Regions from separate parts of the Homo sapiens genome. Here region 2 is linked to region 1. A link is a loop called in an ENCODE intact Hi-C map of the cell type or tissue named here. Cell type or tissue: left ventricle myocardium inferior. All regions are shown on one strand. Links, peaks and the distances in the headings refer to the core of each region. The heading gives the core; the rest is flanking DNA.

Region 1 (10,890 bases), core at 1,450-9,449:
GATTGGATCAAGAGGGGTCTGCTTGGATTAATCCATAGATGAAAGGGTTAATGGATTAATAGGTCATAATGGGAGTGAAACTAGTGGGTTTATAAGAAAAGGAATGTGACGTGATGTTCTGTGCTGTATGATGCCCTGTGCCATATGATGACCTGTGCCATCTCAGGGCTCTAGAGAGCCCCCAGCTGCAAGAAAGCTCTCACCAGATGCACCCCTCAACATTGGACTTTCCAACCTCCAGAACTGTAAGAAATAAATTTCATTCCTTATAAATTACTCAGTTTCAGGTATTCTTTTTTTTTTTTCTTTTTTGAGATGGAGATTCACTCTGTCACCCGGGTTGGAGTGCAGTGTCATGATCTCAACTCACTGCAACCTCTACCTCTTGGGTTCAAACGATTCTTCTGCCTCAGTCTCCCGAGTAGCTGGTACTACAGGCATGTGCCACTACGCCCAGCTAATTTTTGTATTTTTAGTAGAGACGGGGTTTCACCATGTTGGCCAGGCTGGTCCAGCCAGGTGATCTCAGGTGATCCTCCCACCTCAGCCTCCCAAAGTGCTGGGATTACAGGCATGAGCCACCATGCCCGGCCCTGTTTCAGTTATTCTGTTATAAGTAACAGAAACTAGACTAAGACATTCAGCCACTACAGACAAGCTCTGGCCAGGTACACCAGCAAAACTGCTCTGCAATTCAGTGGAATGGAACCATACCTTTTTTAATGAGTCCTGAACCCTAGCCTTGGGGAGGGGACCCCATTGCAAGTTTATCCTTTCTTGGGCAATCTCCTTCAGCCATAGGGTGATATATATTATATACATATGTAATGTACATGGGTATATATACCCTAATTTACTAGCCTGGGTAAAATATGGAGGATAAAAAGACTGTGGTTAACATAAATGCAATTTTCCATTAAGTTCTACTACATAGTGTAACCCACGGTTCTCTAGGTTTCACCAGCTCATCAAAACAAATGAGTTTTAAAAGCCACCCATCCACATGAAAGAGAACAAAGCAATATGTCAAGGGAAGATGTGCAATAAACCTCAGAATTACTGTCGCTGTACAAACACACTTCTGCCATGGGACATATATTGTTCTGAATCATGCCCACACCTAATCAACAAGACTTCTGCAAAAACTCTTGGCCGGGCGCGGTGGCTCACGCTTGTAATCCCAGCACTTTGGGAGGCCGAGGAGGGCGGATCACAAGGTCAGGAGATCAGACCACGATGAAACCCTGTCTCTACTAAAAATACAAAAAATTAGCTGGGCGTGGTGGCGGGTGCCTGTAGTCCCAGCTACTCGGAGAGGCTGAGGCAGGAGAATGGCATGAACCCGGGAGGCGGAGCTTGCAGTGAGCCGAGATCATGCCACTGCACTCCAGCCTGGGCAACAGAGACTCTGTCTCAAAAAAAAAACAAACAAAAAAAACTATTTTGTTCAAGTCTGTCTGGGTGTCCCTAGAGGGGGACTTGTGCTTATCAGCAAATCTTGTCCCACTGGGCCCCCTGATGCTCCACCTCTTCTCTCTGGACTCTGACGTTTCCAATGACGGATCAACCAATATCACCATCTCCCTTCCACTAACTGCCTCTCTTTTCCGTGTCTTGACATGAGGAGCTCCCAAGATGACAAAAGTACAGAATGTTCTGCAAAGTGGGAGGAGATGGAAAGAAACTGTCCTTCTCTTCTGTGTTATACATGGTTAGATTTTCCAAGGCAGTGCTACACATGACCCAACATCTCATAGAGTTTTAGGCAGACAGACACTGAGCAAGATTCAGAACTAGTATTCTCTTCCAATGACCAAGTATTCCTGGGTCAAACTCATTATGCAATGGCTTTCTCTTGCCGTAGGGTCACATTCTCATTCCCCATGCATGTCCACCCAAATTTATCAGCCATGCTCAAATTGCAATTTAGGTTTAAGTGGGGACCTCTACTATAATACAGAAAGCCGAGGCAATAATATAAATTGCTAAATACAATGTAGAAATGAGGAAACACTAGGATGTCAGCTCCATAAGAGTAAAGATTTTTTATCTGTTTTGTTCTTTGTAAAGCAACAGCTCCTAAAACACTGCCCTCAATAACCCTTGGCAGTTGAATGAATGAATTCTGGTTCCATATGGCAAACCATTCACAGAAACAAAAGCCTGCTGTCCTACCTACACATTGCAAAGGCAGCTTAGCCCAGGTGAATGGGGCAAAGAAACACTTTCACCAGGTCTGTCTACACAATTGGTTTTCCCGTCTTTTCTAACATCAGCCCAGCGAGTTCTCCTTGCCGGAGGCTTTGCTCATCTCAGTGAGCAGAGTAAGACCAGCTCCTCTCCTGCCCAGGCAGGGCTCGCTGCTGCCGCCTGCTGAAGCTTGTGCAACCTCCCTCAAAGTACTGATTCATAAGCCTTTTCATCGCAGACCTTTTGAGAAGCCAGTGAAAATCTCAGCTCTTTCCCAGAAAAAATAAATTGCACGATGCACAAACATACACTTTGTACACTATTTCAAGAGATTAAAGAGGTCCCTGGAGGCCCACCATATCACACTAATGGTAGAATTTGAAGCAAACCAATCTAAAAAACAGGGAATTGTTTTCTTTTTTGTTCGATTAAAGAAATGTTCCATATGCACCCAAAAAAAAAAAAAAAAAAAAAGAGAGAGAGAGAGAAATGTGTAATCAACCAGCATGGACCTAACAGCCATCAACATTCTGCCATTCTCATTTCATCCATTCCCCTCAACTTTTAAAATTTTTATTTATGATAGAATGTCTTACAACAAATCTAAGATAGCTTTTAATTTTATCTGTAAATACTACAATGTTTCCAACTTATCAGGACTTTTTTTTTAACATTACCATTGAACCATTATTGGACCCAACAAAATTAATAGGACTTCCTTAATGTCATCAGATAGCCAAGCTGTTTTATATTTCTCCTGATTATCTCAAAAATAACTTTTTTACAGTACTGTAGTTGGTTCAAATTTGGATCCAGGACCAGACATTGAATTAGGTTGATATATTTGCTAAGATAGGAATTAGTTTATACTGCGTGAGTGGAAACCACAAACTGGTTATTTTATGAAGGTGGAGGAAAGAGGGAAGGTGTGTGTTGGGGGAAGGATGGGGAGTAAGTTAATGAAAAGTATCAAAAAATTTGAAAATTGGGGACGTTTTAGAATTCTTATTTGATCTATTCATTTCATAAAAATGACATTGATGCAAGTTCAGTCTTGAGCCCAATGGCCAGATAAAACTATACCCAGGAGATCAGAGGGAACATTCCTCCTCTGAATCTGATTGTGGATAAATTGTATGTAGCTTACCTAGCATTTACATTTGATTTTATTCCCTTCCTCTTCTTTGGCTAGGATAAAGAATTATCAGCTAAGTTAAATAGAAGACCCAGAATTCTCAGATATAGTTCATCTTGTTCTGTGGGGACCATGCTAGACTTATTAGGATCCTATTCACCTTTTGATATAGTAAACCCAAATATAATGGGATTACCTGCTGTCTTCCTGGTGTATCCAGCGCTGATGACTACCATCAGATTTCTTCTCCACCAAAACCACCTCCATGCCTGATCGGAGATTGGGACCTTGAACCCCCAAGACTAGCTGAGGAGCAGCATGGCTTATAATCTGCCCATCTCTGTATTCGAACTGCTGATGACAATGCTTGTGCAATTTACTATGCTTTGGTGAACAGCTGAGATAAAGAAATCTCTATTAGTGGCAGAAAAATGTCCCATGCACTTGATCATGCACTTGATGTGCTGGAGATTATAAGTTCTGTTGGTGAGAGCTCCAACGTGAAACACGTTAACTTGAAATGATAGACCATATCATTAGAATGACGGCAATGCTACCAGCACTGCACTTCTAAGCTGACATAAGAAGTAGAATTCTGAGCTTATTTTGTAACATAAATAAATGTTTACCAGGAGAATATTTGAAAAATTCGTTAGCAAAGAAAAAAGAACTTCAGTTGACAAGGTAATTTAAAGAGGAAAAAGTAAAATTTAAAATTAAGTAAGAGAATGGGGGCAGGGGCATGTAGAATAAAAACAGAGAAATAAAGGAATTCTATTCAAACTATGATTGTTTCTTTCCTCTATCTACAGTATCCCTGGAAACAGAACACCATTCTCCAAGTTTTTAACTCACCTCTAACAAGTCATAGCATATCATAAAATAATGATGCACTAATAATTTAAATGACTGTCTTAAGGACCTTACATTAAGCAGAAGTAACATATTACATATCACAACACATTGTCAATTAAATTAATCTATAAACATCTATTAAGCCCCTACTACGTGCATGGCCTAGTGCTAAATGTTGAAGTGTCAAAAATGTTTAATTCATGTGTTCCAGTGACTGCTGTAATGTCAAGTAAATGTCTAAAGATTATGAAATAATACAAAGTACTATATATTCCTGTCATTTCATTGGACATTGACAAAAAACATTAAACTAAAAAGGAAGAAACTGCATTTTCTTAATTTCTTAAAAACATTAGGGCATCTTAAATGCTTATTCAGAAGTTCACTCACACATTCATTCAACAAATATATAGGCTCTGTGCTAAGTTGTCAGGAGGCAAAGGTGGATAAGCATACTGTTTAATAGAAAAAAACACACAAATGAGTAAGATATTATACACTGAACAAAATAAACCAAAGAGTAAAGGACCTTCCCGCAAAATTTTGTAAATATTTTAATCAAAAACATAAGACAAAAATGTGCATGTTGATAGAAACAGCAGCTAACAGCAGTGAAAACTCTTGGGAATATATGTGTCCCAAGGTGAGAAAACTAACACTAGACAGAAATCTTTAAGAGGAATCCTTTGCAACTTTTTACCTGTGTTTCTTCTGTGGTTCCACATTTTCAAAGAGCCCTTTTTCCGTTTTCTTTGGAAGACTGTCATCCTCATCAAAGTCATGTGAAGTTTCCTGCCAGGCATACCTGGGAAGTGTGTGACAAGCCTTCATTCGAAGATGAGCTCTTACGTGTGAATCTCTATCAAGGTTCAGAAGCAAACATAAGTCTAAGAAATCTCATTCGTGTTCACAGAATTTTTTTCTGAGGTGTAGTCTGATCATATTCCACAGGATGTTGGTGGATCTATAAATCTTATTTCCATAAGGGTGCCTAATACTGGAAATTCACATCTCACTAATACATCATTTAGATCTTTTAATATAAGGCTACAAATAAAATTCCTCAATCACATAATAAACAGCATTCATCTTTGTCATGTTTACTCAGAAAAAAATGGGACTATGTATTGTATTTCAAAAATCATAAAGATTGACTACTCAGTAGTTTGAGAAATTCACAATGAACATGTAATGAGACTCCCTCTCTCTACCCCATAATTGGGTCATAATTCTGACTGGAACAGTACAGCCTAGATTACCCGGTTTTGTAAAGTTTACTCATTAGACAAGGTTAAGAAACCTTAACTTTTCCAAGATTTCTCCACAGAGAAATCTAGAGAAACTCAAATAGCATCTGCACATATGAGCCAGCTTTTGATAGAGAATAATATACTAAACAGAGTAAATAGTCATAGTTTGAATAATTGAGTCAGCCTTCTGGCTTCTTACTAAAATGAAGATATAAAGGGGATCAGTAGCCGCCATATAGATCTGTATATATAAAGTTCCAGGCCACTGTTGAGAGCACATTTGCCTTCAGTGGGATTGTGATATGAGGACTGCTTGACTGAGGAAGGATAAATATACAGGCAAAGCAGCAAGCCTATTTCAGCACTCTAAGTATGCGTACCTGTAAATAAAGTTCTCTGGGACAGACTGATCACCAAGGTGCTTGTCATAATTTGATGTAACTACAAGCATTATTAAATTACCAAAATCTTCAGGGACAATTCCTGTGCTAGCAGAGCTGACCGTACTCTTTTCAAATGTAATAGAAGTATTACATGTGGATATGAAACTGGTGGGTAATCACTGCCTCATTCAGAACTACAGGCAGCACAAGCGGCTTCTGAAGGCAAACCTCTCCCTTTACAGTTAAAAAAAACAACAGCGCCATCTTGTGTTAAAAATAAAACGCACAGCTTTCTCATCAATTCCATTTCTTTGGGGAAAAGGAAAAAAAAAAAAGTCATTCTTAGTTTTAACAAAGTTAGCAGGATGCAAACAAGATTCTTCACCCAAATCCAGATGTTTAACTTTCTTACTCAGAATTTCTCTATCAGCTCTTGAACTTCCTGGCAAATGAGGTATAGTCAAGTCAGTTTTAGAACAGTCATTTTTCAGTCCATCTTGCTTTATTAATTTGTTCATTCATAGAACAAACCATTCGTTAGTTATTCACTCCTTTAATCAATATTTATTGAACATCTACAAGACAGGTAAGTTATCAGTGCTCACGGAGTTTACATTCTAGTGGGAAGAGGAGAGATTAAATAGACAAGTAAATGAATAAACAAGATAAATGCCATAAGTTGAATAAAATAGGATATTGTAATGGAAATTGACTGGGATGGGGTAAGGTTTACGTTAGCAATGGAGTCAAAGAAGGTTTCTCTGAGAGGTGATGTTTGAATTGAGACAAAGACAATAGAAAGGGGCCAGCCATGTAAGGATCTAGAGGGAGAGCATTCCAAGCAGAGAAAAGAACAAATGAAAAGGCTATGAAGCAAGATTATGGTTAGCCCACTTGAAGAACAGAAAGACAGTGGTGTGACAGGTATGCAGTGAGTGAGGGGATGGTAGTTCTAGACAAGGCTGAAGAGGTGGGCAGGTACCTGTGATTCAGTGAGGAAATGAGAAAGTTTCCCCCACTCTCTGTGTTCCAAAAATCTTTTTTTCCTGCAAAGCACAGAGTAGGCAAGTGCTACTAGAATTTCTTTTCCATTTTTCTTATTGTTTGTGCCGGACACCTTTATGATAAAAAAGCAATCAAAAAGGATCCTTCTAGATTGATGTTCTAGCTGCTGGCTTTATGCATGTCCCTCCTTAAATCATCCCATTTTTCAAATATGCAAAAAACTCCAAACAAGCACATTTAAGAAAGTCTGGGAAAAATCTTACAGTGACTTCCTGATATTAGATGATTTAGGATTATTTCAGGATCATGTCATCAGAAATGGTTCAAATGACTAGTGACAGCCTGGAAAATAGATAACCCTGTATATTAAAAAATATTTCCAATAGTTTAAGGGCTGCCAAGTAGAAGAGGTATAGGGCATAGTACAGAGAAACATATGGAATAATAAGATGGAGATGGTCTAAATAATTATTTAAATGTTAGAATGGGCCTCCTTGAAAACAGTGATCTCTCTGTTATTAGGAGTATTCAAGAAGAGGCTTGAGCAAAAGAGCCTGCTTGGAATATGCAGTAGATGCCTGCATTGTACTCTGAGAGAACCCAATCACTTTTAACCTCAAGGACTCCAGGCCTTCATGAAATCTCTGATTCAGAACAATGACGATCTTTGCTCTCAAAAATGTTTCTTTTTTCTTACTTTCTGTTTATTTTTTTCCAAGTGCAGACTAAGAGGCTAGATGACACATTCTTTAGAAGGGGATGTGAAAGTTCGTGGTCAATTCCCTGACTGTTGAGAAAGATGCCATCTAGGACCAATCATTCTCTCTGAAAAATGCCTTCTGGTGCCTTTGTTAGTGTCAGTCATAGGACCAACTGAATCACCCATCCAAATGAGGAAGTTTGGTTCCTAAAATAAACGTTCATATTCTTATAATTGAGGATAGAAACAATTAATAACAATGATATATAAATTAGTTTCACAATTATTGCAGAGGTAATTGGCCAGGTATTTTTGGTTTTATAATTTGGAAACACATTCAATCTTTCATTCATTTATTCAGTAAATGATAATTAGAACCCATGTGACAGAATCTTTGCCCTCAACGTTCCCAGGCTGGTAGAGGGAGGGGTAGGCAAGGGGGAGAGGGACTGACAAGCACATTGCCACGTACAGTCATTGCTGTAATTGACTTCAATGCTAAAGTATCATTCTACAGATAAGTACGGGGCAAGTAAAGGCACTGCAGTGGAGAGAAATTCATATGTGGCTCAGAGGTCTGCAACAGAACATAAACAGAATGTGCAATATGCAGGCGACAGCTTGTCGTTGCTGAGCTGGAGGTTGGAATTCATGTGGCAGAAAGAGACAGTGGGCATGGGAATGCAAATGAGGGTCAATGACAGGCATGAACCAGGGTCAGAAGGCCTTGGGATTCCAGATGAATAGGTTTTTCTGTCTGCAATAGGTACCCTTAAAAAACTATGTGAAAAGGATTGTACATTAGAAAGTTAATTGTCTACAGTTTAACTTAGAGGGGAATTGGAAGGAAGATATTACGGCAATAGAGAGAAATCAGAAAGCTATTTCAATGATCCAGAAAGATAACTGTATATTAACATGTGTCAACTTGAACTTAGGGAAGAAGTTTAATTTATCCTGAAGTCAATGATTATGGAAACAAAATTTGATGAATTCCTCAAATAAATGCCTACTATCCTAAAATTCTAGCCTCTTAAAAATAATAACATTGTAACAATATTACTGAAAATAGATCACTGTGATGGTTGAACATCGAAGCTGTAGTTGTATCATTTTGCCGGAAAACTAATTAAATACTAGCTCTTCAGCTGCCATTAGTTTCACAAACTTGGCATGAGCTCCCTGCATGGGCTCTGTGCTGTTATCGGGCTAATGAGCTGAGTTCAAAAAGCAGCCAGGTAGCTTTTCAGGCTACACTGATTACTTACAGAATTTCACTGGAAGCATTTTCCGTTGTTAGAGGATCTTCTTGCATTTGCTTTTCTTCCGGTTCTGTAACTTGCTTCTCTTCTCCAAAAATTGCTACAGGTTTATGCACAGCAAGCTTGCTTCCAGATACAATGTCACTTTGGACTTCTAAAACAAGAGCTGAGCAGAAATTCACAAATTGCAAAGACATATTACTTACAATTGCAGAGCATCAGGAATTTAAAAACACACACTAAAATACAAATGCAAAATAATTCCATCTATTTGGTCTATTCATAGGTTACTTATTAAACTCAGTTGAATTTAATTTTAATTTTTATAGATTCTTTACTCTCAAGATATTCTTAGTCAAAAATACTAAAAATTGGTCTTTCCAAAGATCAGTTAATTATCATATATCGTAATTATTCAAATGGGCTACATTATTTAGATATATGTTTCTAGATCATTCTCTGGGATCCAAAACTCATCAGTGGAAGTCCCAGTCCCAGTCCCAGAGAAAGCCTTGAATGACACATGCAAAGTTTTACTACACGGTGTTCAATATATATAATAGGGCAATGTTTTAAATTATACTAATTTTTTTTCTTTTTCTTTTCTCTATATGGACTTTTGTCCTGGTTCCTGGAGAAAACTTAATGGAAGGAGGAAGATCATGAGGAAATTAGAACTTTTATAAAAGAAAAGCAAAAGTCCAAAGATAGTTTTTGACATTCAAACAGCATACTGCCATCGAACGTGGAAGTCAGGATGACACAGTCATGATCTATGGTTTCTCCAAAAGCCTGTAGCTCCCACTTACTGTATCAAGAGTTTAACTTCAGGATTGACCTGGAGAAAAACCATCACTCCTGGGCCAGAGGGGATCTGGGGCACAAGACAGAGAAAGCCAGAAAACTAGCACAGCATGTCTTGATTCTCTCTACAGGCTTCACTTTGGGTATCTTAGTTAAACTGGGGAAACAGTGAGGACACTGCCCATTGTCCCCTTTTGAGCTACCCTTGCTACTCCAATCTGAGGCACAGCCAGCCACGTGAACTGGGATCTGGTTTCTGGGAGGTGCAGCTAAGACCCAGGAGTTGCTGAGAATCTTTTTGGGGAGCTTTCCAAAAGTGGATGCCAAGCAGGGGTGAGGTGGCTCTGTAGCAAGGACTGCAGAGGTGATGAGATGACCACTCAGTCATAGTCAGGCTCCAGAGGGCCACAGGAAGCAGAGAGAAGGCTGAATCAGGGAGGTAGCACACCCACCCAGAGTATCGTCTGAACCAACAGAAGGAACCATAAGTCACTCCAGTCATCGACTTCAGACAGTAGAGCCCAGGAAGCAAGAAGATCTGCAACCCAAGTGCTTTTTTTCTATCTTAGAGTGGAACTTAACGTGAGATTCTGGAGATAGAGAAATCTGAAAGCTCTCCCTAAAGGGACTAATTAAATTAATGGATGGAACAAAATGTAAACATGATTAGAGAATGCATAAGGCTCACAAAGAAGGTCAGATCTGTTAATGACAAAATAAAAAGATGATGTTCTCTTTGCACATTCAAACTGTAGTGTGAACTAAAATACTCAACCCTGTCAAACACATAATTTAGTTTAAAGAGTTAAACAGCAAGATGCAGAGGTGAAATATTACTTGTTTAAACAAACTTTGACTTTTTAAAAAGCAATATCATCAAGCATTTCATTTTGGCTGAATATATTAAGGTAAATAATTCCAATGCTTACCTTCTATTTTATGTGTGCTGCAGAAGATTTGAATTTTGGCAATGTCTGATTCTAGGTTCCTCAGGAATATTTGTTTCTTTTGCTGAGCAATGGACAGGTCAGGATTGATCCAGAGTTCTCCACATGAAACATACACCTATCAAACAAAGCATCTCTTATCCTGTATATAATTGTCACAGCAGCATTATCTGTAATAATCTAAACTGGAAACAATTAAAAAAATCAAAATGTCCTATTAATATAATAGGTGAATGATTAAAGAAAACTGTGTACCACTCAGTACTTTCAAAAAAATCAAACTGCTGATAAAGGCAACAACTTTGATGAATTTCAAGAGTTTTGTATTAAGTGAAAATACTATCTTTGTATATTACCAT
Region 2 (10,890 bases), core at 1,471-9,470, 570 kb before region 1:
AAAATTCAGGACACTGCCTTAGTTTTGCTGACATCTGGTATCTTCATGAAAAAAACTGCTCTCAGCTATTACTACTTTCCTTTAATCTCTTAACTTATAAATTTAACTGTGAACATGTAATTATATAATAACCTGCTGAAGTGGATGTTTTTCAAAATCAAATGGTTTCTCTATCATTCTTAGGTCTTGCCCAGCAGCAGTCAACCATATTGGGTGTTAATTTTCAAGAATGTGAGTGAGGATACAGAAATACACACAGGCAATTCTGAGTCTCTTTTCACTTATTTTTATAAAGTGGAGGTACTTGGGAAGTAATGCTCTTATCTATTTTTTTTAAATCATGAAACACAACTGAATACTTAGTTCGAAAGGTAATAGACCTCTGCAAAGTATATGTCCCAATGTGTATTTTTAATGGTATAGTTGTGAGGATTTACTAATCTTATTAAGATAATTTAACTTTTAGAAAAATACAGGAAATTTACTAGATAAAGCAGATTATTGGGATAGCAATAAAACACCTTCAAATACAAAAGGTATTTAAATTTGGAAGTATTACAGTTCTGTGAAATGCCACAACTAAAATGTGTTTTTTCCTCCTCGAAACTACAAGGGAGTGATTTCTTGGTTAAACATCCAGTGATTAGAAACTGCATTTCATGTCATTACAAGCAAACAAACGTTTTATTTTTTAAAGAGTTGCTGGCCAGGCATTGTGGCCCACACCTGTAATCCCAGCACTTTGGGAGGCTGAGGCGGGCAGATCATGAGGTCAGGAGTTCGAGACCAGCCTGGCCAACATAGTGAAACCCCCGTCTCTACTAAAAATGCAAAAATTAGCTGGGCATGGTGGGGCACACCTGTAGTCCCAGCTACTCGGGAGGCTGAGGCATGAGAATAGCTTGAACCCGAGGGGCGGATGTTGTGGTGAGCCGAGATCGCACCACCACACTCCATCCTGGACGCAGAGCAAGACTCTTACCTTAAAAAAAAAAAAAAAAAAAAAAAATGTTACCATAATCTACCTATCCTATCTTAGGTTTTGAAGCCTAAGATACGTTTTATAATAAATAGACTTATTAAAACTAATGTTTGCAAACATTGCTAAACTTAACAAATTGGCTAAGTTTCCCTTTGTTAACAAGCAATCAGTTACGCTGAAGAATTTGAAAAATGCAAATTAAATTGTTTTTTGTTATATTCTGACACCCCAAATTTATTATTTGGTCTTGAAGGTAATTGAAAATTAAATTGGTTATTTTGTCACATAAGATAAAGTAACCAATAGTAGCAGTACTGGTACCATGTAAATGGAGACTACAAGATTCTGGATAAAATACAAATTGAATTTTGGCATTAAGAGAGGTATTCAGGATTGCTTAGTGAATTGTGGTATATTGAGGTTTTTTAAAAATGCTAGCAAGCATCTAGCCATTTATGACTTAGTGAATGAGACTATGCAATGAAAATTTCTGCATAAAATACAGGCCCTACAGTTTGGTGTATGAAAATAAATTTATTATTCCAAAATAGCTCCTGACCTCTCTAAATTGGATGATAGACTTTCCTATAGAAAATGTTGAAAAAGAAACATTTTCTAATTTTTTCAGTAAAAGTTTCCATCTCATCCCCAAAAGCTGTAATTGAAAAAACATGCTTATTTTTTTCCTTGTGTCTTTTAAAGAACTACACATAGATTTTAGGGTCAGTGCTCAACTACAAATTCTTGGCAAACAAAGCCTCACACTGTGTGACATACCGACAACCCATGTTGAGAGGCTCCTTACACCTCTTGATGGGTGGGTGGATGGATGGATGGATGGATGGATGGATGGGTGGATGGGTGGATGGGTGTATGGGTGGATGGATGGATAGATCAATATATCAATTGACAGGCAGGCAGGCAGACACATCCAGTTGGTTCCCTTTCTCTGGAAAACCCTGACTAATACAGTAACCTAATTTGTTTCTATTTCAACTTGGTTCTCAGGTCCTGGCTCTAAAAATCAAATAAATTATAAACTATTAGATTGTTTGCTGTATCTGGCCTTAGATGAGTCAATAAAATATATAGTCAGTCATTTTTTACTCCTTTCTCTTGTTCATATTATCAAGTCCATTTGGTCACTGCTTGGAAAATTCTTGAATCTGCTTTGGGTTTTTGTTTTTATTTTTGTTTCCACGTCAGTTAAAGTCTGGTAGTGTTTTGCATGCCCAGTATCACTTCCCCTTCTGGAATTAGCACTCTGCAGTTGGCCTTTGAGAAACCACCCTTGTAGTCAGCCCATGTGGTTCAGATACAGTTGGCCTTACTTTGTGGTTGTAGGGTGGGTTTATCACAAGTCCTGGCCTTTGAGAATGTAGCATCTCACTAGCCTTAATGAATGTTAGAAGGGTGGATGTATGACTAGCCAGGTCAATCAAAGCCAATCAACTTCAGGCTTACTGAGACTAGAGAAGAAGTGATGCTTTTTTTCAATGAGGGTTGCTAAGTTTACAGGTTTAAGACCAGGCCTACTGGTGGCTAATCTTGGCACTAAGTGAGAATCTGCCTTAGAATGTAAACAACATACGTGAAAGTGGAAGCCAGAGACCAAGATAGATAGAATTTGGGTATCTCGATCCAGTTATGTCTGAAGTCAAACCTGGAATTTTCAGTTATGTGAGTCAATAATTTTGTCTTTTTGCACGATTGACCATTAAGTGAATACAAGGTAATGACTAGATGGAAAGTTAGCTCTACTCATTTGAGGATAAAAGATCAAGGGTAGAATGGCCTGTTTGAAACTCATGCCCTTGGGAACTTTTATCTTCTTTTTTTTTTTTTTTTTTTTTTTTTGAGACAGTCTCGCTCTGTCGCCCAGGCTGGAGTGCAGTGGTGCGATCTCGGCTCACTGCAAGCTCCGCCTCCCGGGTTCACACCATTCTCCTGCCTCAGCCTCCCAAGTAGCTGGGACTACAGGCGCCCAGCACCACGCCCGGCTAATTTTTGTATTTTTAGTAGAGACAGGGTTTCACCGTGTTAACCAGGATGATCTCGATCTCCTGACCTTGTGATCTGCCCACCTCAGCCTCCCATAGTGCTGGGATTATAGGCGTGAGCCACTGCACCCGGCCAGGAACTTTTATATCTTTTAAGGAGAGCAAACAGCTGTGACTTACCCCCACATCTTCAATCCTGCCCTGCAAAATCTTCTCATACCATTCTCATGGACCTTAACCTCCTTTAGACAAATGTAGCATGGCCTATGGTAATTTACCATGAGGGTCTGACATTCTGTAATAACAATAAGGCACTTGTAATTAAGTTACCAATTTAGGGTATTTGTATTGGTGTTACTTGCTTTTAAAGTGCTTAGCATGTTTGAAAATTGGAACTTGGACTTCTCACCCTCCAGAACTGTAAGAATTAAATTTCTGTTGTTCATAAGCTAAACAGAGAATACTTGGATAATTTTCTCTGTCATCCTATGTTTCATAGCTAGAACTCAATCCTAGGTCAAATGAATATAAATTTTTAATAGCTGTATCTGAATTAAATAACTTGTCAGGCAGTTAAAGGCATATCATTGACTTAAATTTGTGGTTTATAACACTGCTAGCAAAATGAAGTTAAAGCATCAACAGCTCCTGTTCTTCTTCCCTTTTACCCTTACAGGACTCTCAGTTCTGTGGTGTGAAAGAGGGGAAGGTGAAACTGGTTCCTGCCAAACAAAAGGGAACTCAGCACACACCTCAACATTTTCTATATGTCATTTCCAGAAATAATGATGCCAAAAAAAAAATCAAATGCATAATGACTTTCTGATACTTGACAGTGTATTTTATAAAGCTGGATATTCTTAATCATTTGTGATACAGGGATATTTAAATGCTTTCATCTTTTTTGATATTTTAGTGTATTGACATTTTTTAACTTTTTTTCAGTTGAAATTACATAAAAATATAGAGTATATTTGGTTAGACGTTCATAGGTTCACCTATTTCTGAGGTTCCTGCTTCAAAACATCTTTATGGTGATATCGACTTTCTTGAAAAAATACACAGTTCTAAAATTGGATAAATTTAGAGAAATAATTTGGTTTGCTAAACCTTGGCTATTAGCCAAAATTTGGGTGAAAATAAAGTAGGACACTTTAGAAAATGAAATTGTTTTTATACTTTATATGTTAGTCCTTTTAGGCTGCTATAATGAAATGTCATAGACTGGATAGCATACAATCCACAGGAATTTGTTCCCCACAGCTCTGGAGGCTGGGAAGTCCAAGATCAAGATGCCACCAAATTCAGTGTCTAGTGAGGGCACTTCCTGGTTCATAAACAATGTCTCTTTGCTATAAACCTCTCACAGTGGGAGGGGCAGGAGATCTTTCGGGAGCCTCTTTTATAAAGGCACTAATCCCATTCATGAAGGCTCTGTCACCATAAGCTAATCATCTCCCAAAGACCCCACCTCCTAATACCATCACTGTTGGCGTGAGGATTTCAATATATGAATTTTGGGGGAACAAACATTCAGACCCTAGCAGATATTACCACATTTCTTTATTCCACCTTTCCTAATAAGTGGCTATTTTTATCATTTCACAGATGAGGAAACTGAGAGCTAAAGAATTTAGATAACTTGCCTAGGGTCACATAGTTTATCAGTGGAAGAGAAGGGAATCTAAATAGATTGTTTGACGCCAAAGTTCCAATGCTGGTGGATATTTTTCTATTCTTCTTTGACCATTCATCTTATACATGTGAAATTCTTTCTGTTCAGGATTCATTGAAGCTATGTGATTCTGATGACTTAGGTATTATTGCAGTTTGGTTACTTAAGGTGTGTCCTGGAAGTAAAGATTTTGCCCACTTCCATGCCCACCACTCAGCCAGCTCCATAAACATGGATGGAATATGTTTCTCAGCCAATTCTAACATGTCTTTCTGTTTTCGTTCTGAGAAGTCACAGTGAAGAAGGTGTACACTTAGTGACAACAACAGCTATTTATTGTGTGTTTGGATACATAATCGAATTGTACTTTTGTCCTAACTCTTAAAAAGCCTTTGTATCATTGTTCTACCATAAAGACACGACACATGCATGTGTATGCTCATTGCAGCGCTATTCACATTAGCAAAGACATGGAATAAATCTAGATGCCCATCAACAGTGTACTGGATGAAGAAGTGTATTGGGACATATACATGATGGAATACTATGCAGCCATAAAAACAACAAAAAGAAGTGTACTGGGACATACACACGATGGAATACTATGCAGCCATAAAAACAACAGTATCATGCCCTTTGCAGCAACATAGATACAGCTGGTGGCCATTATCCTAAGTGAATTAACACAGGAACAGAAAAGCAAATACCACATGTTCCCACTTATAAGTGGGAGCTAAACATTGAGGACACGTGGACACAAAGAGGGGAACAATAGACACCAGAACCTACTTGAGGTTGGAAGGTGGGAGGAGGATGAGGATCAAAAAACTATCAGGTACTATTATAGACTACCTGGGTGACAAAGATTTGTACACCAAACCCCAACAACATACGATTTACCCATGTAACAAACCTGCACATGTATCATGCGAACCAAAAATAAAAGTTGGAAGGAAAAAATTAAAAAAAAAAAAAAAAAAAAAAAAGTCTTTTGTATCCATCTCCATTGAATGATACCCATCTGTCCAGAAGAGGGCGATATTTTACTACAAACTTCCAGTGAAGCGCTCAACCACTTTGAACAAAAACTATACATTTAGAAAATGAGTATCTTAAGGTAGAGTTGGAGGAGTGCCATTTGTTCAAGTGCTTTTGGGATAAAACGTTTCTTCTAAATATTATGGGAAGAAGAGCAAAATTTCCTCCTTCTTACCCTCCTTCTTATATAGATTGTTCTTTCAATTTGAAATCAAATATTCTACTAAAATACAGTTAAAGTGGAATATTCCAAAACTAGTCCATACTTCAATTATAAGTACTTATAATCCAGAGGAAAGAGCATGGACCTAGGTGTCAGGTGAACCTGAGTCTGAATGCTGTCTCCACTACTTGCTGGCTTTGGGACTTCAGACAAGTTATTTGTTTTCTAGAGGCCTCCATTCCCTTGCATATAAAATGTGGATAGCAATACCTACATTATAGAGATGTATAAACATTAAATGTGTCAGGTTAAGAGCCCAATGCAGGCCAGGAGTGGTGGCTCACGCCTGTAATCCCAGCACTTTGGGAGGCCAAGGAGGGTGGATCACCTGAAGGAATTTGAGACCAGCCTGGCCAACATGGCAAAACCACGTCTCTACTAAAAATACAAAAATTAGCCAGGTGTGGTGGTGGGTGCCTGTAATCCTAGCTACTCGGGAGGCTTAGACACAAGAATCACTTGAACCCGGGAGGCAGAGGTTGCAGTGAGCAGAGATCGTGCCACTGCACTCCAGCCTGGGTGACAGAGCAAGACTCTGACTCAAAAAAAAAAAAAAAAAAAAAGCCGAAGGCAAAGACTCAATAAATGGAAAATTTCTTATTCAATAGAAATAGAGTTGCCAGATAAAATACAGGACATCCAGTTAAATTTGAATTTTAGATAAGGAACAAATAATGTTTTAGTAATACTTGGAACACACCTATGGATATTTCATGAAATATATTTAAAGGTATTTGTTCACCTGAAATCCAATATTAATTGTGTGTCCTGTGCTTTTATTTGCTAAATTTAACAATGTTAAACAGAAAACTCCTTGGCACAGGGGGAAAACTAAACTAAAAATGGCTAGAGACTTCAAAAAACTTAGAATTTATTAGTAAAGGGCTTGACATTTCTAGTAGCTAGGAAAATTAATATATTCAATATTCTAAATTTTTGAATAAGCAGCCAATCTAAGCAAAGTTATGTAAAATTTTTCTTTCAGTAGAGCCTCAGTCATTTCCATTCCTATTGCATTAAACAGTGCTTTGTACATAATACACATTCAATAAATTTTGTTGAGTAAAATATTTTAAAATATGGAGAAAAAGTCATACTTTAAAGAAAAAAAAGCACAAAGCAGGAGGTGAAACTGGCAGTGCAGTCTAATTTGTGTGTTTCTACTTTCTCCCCTTCTTGCCACAATAAAAGAAGGTATGCCCCTCCTTTTTTTTTTTTTTTTTTTTAAGACGGAATTTCGCTCTTGTTGCACAGGCTGGAGTGCAATGGCGCGATCTCGGCTCACTGCAGCCTCCACCTCCCAGGTTCAAGCGATTCTCCTGCCTCAGCCTCTCAAGTAGCTGGGATTACTTTAGTAGAGACGGGGTTTCACCACGTTGGTCAGGCTGGACTCAAACTCCTGACCTCAGGTGATCTGCAGGCCTCGGCCTCCCAAAGTGCTGGGATTACAGGTGTGAGCCACCTCCTTTCTTTCTGATTAAGGAAGGTGAGTTTAACCAAGTAAGAATAAGGTTTGGGAATGAAAGAAGGGAAGAAGAAATAAAGTGTTTTGCTGTGTTTTATTTCCTGTTCAATGGGTTGGAAGTGTGCCACAGAAAGAGGGCCACACCTTGGGGTCTCAGGAAGTGCAGTATCCATAGCTCAGGCCCCACCAGGTGACAACCTTAGGTATTAAAGCAGATGCTGCCCTGTGTGGCAGCCAGCAGTGAGCTCTCAGAACAACACAGCTGTCTCTAGTCTGCTCATCCCTGCCTCCTGTGGGAAATCCTCACCAGGCTGAGCCCAGGACAGCACCAAGGGGAGGAAATAGCTGCAAGTCCTCTCACCTGGCTGGAGTTGGCTTTGGTCTGGACACTCACACCCCAGGTCTGGCTGGGTCAGTTCCCAACAAATGCAGTGTATCAGTTCCATCAACCTGGTCACACCATGCAGATCATTGTGACCGAACAACCAGAAAATGTAAGTGATGACACTTCTTGTGGAAAAGAAATCACCTTTAAATGACAAACACACCTGCCATTGGTGTCAAAAGTAGTGATTTTGTACAATGATGTTCATCACATTTGTAACACCAGAATTTGGTAACTGCTTAATTTTTTAACATGAGAAAAACAATTGGATAGCTAATGGGATATCATTATATATGTTTTATATATTATATTATGTATCAATATAATATAACCAAATAAGTTTTTGGCGAATTTTTAAAGTAATGGGGCAACATTCATAACAATGCTAATTATTTTTAAGGCAGAGTATAAAATAAAAAGAACAATTCCAAATTTGTTAAAAGCAGGAAAACACCCAAAGTGAGAGAGACTCTAAAATAATAATACAAGTTATATTTGACTTCATATGATTTTTCATTTTCTCCATCAAATGTTCTGTAATTTTCAAATTTCCTATACTGAACATGATTACTCTTATAATCATGAAAATATATATAACACTATTAAAAGGTAGTGGAAGTTGTTGGTGCTAATGATTTGTATCTTTTTCTTCTCATATAGCAGATAAGCCATGACTTTTGTGGTTAAATGTTGCAGGACCTTGGATGAATATCTTAACTCTTACCCTCAGTTACTGCATCCTTAAAATGGGAATAATTTAGGGGTTCAGAGGAGCTTCACGCAGTTGATGTGATGATTAAGTGAGGTGATATATGTAAAACTTTGTTTAGCCAGTGCTTCATGCAGAGGAAGCATTCAATAAACTGTAATTATCATTAAAGAGCAGAATATATGAGTCGTTACCTAATTCTAGCCCTCGCTTCCACAAGATTTTTCCCCCATTCCTTCCCCCTTTTTTGCTTCCTTGCTTCCATCCTCCTTTGCTTTCTTCCTTTAGGTCAGAAATAATTGACATTGGCAATTTCATAAAATTTGACCTTGCTTCTTATTTCACCTCCCATCGCAAAATGTGGGGGCAAAGAAATGTAAAAGGAAATGTTTTGCTGTTTTTTATTTCCTGTACGGTGGGTTGGAAGTGTGCCACAGAAGGAGGGCCTCACCTTGGGGTCTAAGGAAGTGCAGTATCCGTAGCTCAGGCCCCACCAGGTGACAATGATAGGTGCTAAGGCAGGTGCTACTGGGAAATGAATTCCAAAGGATGAAAAGACAAAGGAAGTAAAGCAGGAAAGCATGATACTCCAGAAGTGGGAGGAAAGGATAGTCCACTTGTCTATCAGAGACAAAGGGTCTCTGTATCTGTGTACCAAGGAAGGATGGGCCCACACACAGCCTTGGGTTCTGATGCGTCACAGAGAAGCCCAAGGAATAGCCAAGTACCCAGAAGACCTGGGCAGAAGTGGGTTAGGTTGTCCAACTCAACCCTCCACCACTGAGACCTGGTGGGCAAGAGGAAAGAAAATGAACTGGAACCACAGCATCAGGAATTTCTGTTAAATGCTTCATTTGAAACTCTTTAATAGTATTCCTGACAAATAGAAACTCTAGAGGGAAAGTAATCTCAGCACAATCCCTTCAGAATAAAACTGAAAATGAAGAGCCTCTGTGATGATCTATGCCAAGGCCGCCTGAACACATTCTGGCCATGACTCAGTTTACCAAATGCACTCATGCGGCCTGCTGCCCTGCCTCCTACCACAGCTCCTGCTTACATAGCCCAAAGAGCCAGCTACTATTTATCGTATCTGCCAGGCCCCATCAAAGGAAACTCCACAATAATTTTCTGAAAAACAGGGTTTGAAATGGCTCAAAATATAAACAAATGAACCATGAAGTATTTTAAATCTAGAATGGGGTAAAACATTATTTTGTTTTTATACTAATAAGTATGTGCCAGGTACCAGGCTCAGGTGTAATCCTTAAACAGCCTTATGGGCGAGGTGCGACAAATTACTGCTATATTTTGCAGACAAATGGAAGCACCCCGAGGTAGTTTTGTTTTGTTTACTCCTTTGTCTTCAGTACCTACGAAACTGGCTGGCATGTAGCAGGTGCTCAGTAAATATTTGTTGAATCAATGAATGAAGTTAAGTAATATAAATAAGCCACAACCAGGTTTATGCATATATGCACATACCCATATTTATGCAGGAATATGCAGGTCATGCCTAGGCTGGCTTAACTCCAAAGCTTGAGTTCTCAATCACTATCTCCAGTAACCTCTTTACCACTGATTATGTGAGTCTGGGAAGGAAGACAAGGCCTTGCTGGTGCAGGCACTTTCCTGCATGACACAAAGATAATATGTCCTTAAAAATAACTGGATGTGGAGCGCTTTCCCCAGGGTCAGTGTTTAGGCATCACTAATAATCCAGTCCTTTTCTGCCTTAGGAATATGTTTACATATCAGCTATGAAAGCTGAAGACTTCTTTATAATATGATTCTCCAGGCTTTCTGTTATACAGAATGATAAATTACAGGCTAGTACTCACCAAGTCTCTAGATAAAGGCAAATGCATTTCTAGTATCACTTTAGCAATTGCTTGAGGGTTTTGAAAGTCTCTTGAAAACAGGCAGTTGAAGAAGTTTCCCCTAAGAAATTCTTAAGATTAGGACTTGAGAAGTTAAATGGAATTTCTATACCTTTTAGGCGCTATCTATTCGAAGGTGAACAGATTGAGCTTGCATTTCTCCATGTGATTAACATCAAGCGCCCTGTGTTGGTTGAAAAGGTTCATTAGCTGGAAAAGAACTTAAAAGGCAGGATGGACAACTTCAATTTAGATAATTGTTGGATGTGATGGAGTGCTCTGCAAATGGGTCTGCATGGGGCTGGGGCGGGGAGGAGCACCATCTACTAAGCACTGTAAAGGGCTCTCAGAACCCACAGGCCAGTAAATGTTTGAGTGGAGGAAGCATGACATATGGGATCAGAGGCTCTGAGTTTCAGTCCCGGCTCCATCACTTACTAGCTAGGTGACTTTAGGCAAAATCACTGTCTCTTTGAGGTTAGTACATCATCTGTAAAAGTGACAAGGATCGTGCCTAACTTTCAGGTTGTTCT

What was found. Hi-C counts contacts between places; a loop is a spot of excess contacts. Peaks named below come from ENCODE experiments on the same cell type or tissue, not always from the same donor. Only the 100,000 strongest peaks of a DNase experiment are listed, where the experiment ranks them.
Region 2: it touches region 1 in a loop (6-fold over the local background); 91 of 110 quality-filtered maps call a loop at or near these places.

What each region holds. Positions count from the first base shown.
Region 1 is chr11:30,911,990-30,922,879 of GRCh38, forward strand. DCDC1 (doublecortin domain containing 1) reads right to left here. Exons shown (of 39, transcript NM_001387274.1): 24 at 10,514-10,649; 25 at 8,787-8,946; 26 at 4,881-5,039; 27 at 3,522-3,722. LOC105376611 (a long non-coding RNA gene) reads left to right here. Exons shown (of 5, transcript XR_007062642.1): 5 at 9,418-10,325. Among named protein-coding and RNA genes, the nearest start is that of LINC02859, 180 kb to the left of the region's middle. In left ventricle myocardium inferior, for the core only: CTCF peaks have their summits at 2,373, 6,093 (motif pointing left) and 6,300; a DNase peak (open chromatin) is centred at 2,352; H3K27me3 peaks cover 17 bases.
Region 2 is chr11:30,340,594-30,351,483 of GRCh38, forward strand. No RefSeq gene overlaps it. Among named protein-coding and RNA genes, the nearest start is that of ARL14EP, 23 kb to the left of the region's middle. RefSeq lists a silencer at 2,375-2,424. In left ventricle myocardium inferior, for the core only: a CTCF peak has its summit at 5,683 (motif pointing right); no DNase peak of the experiment used is centred there.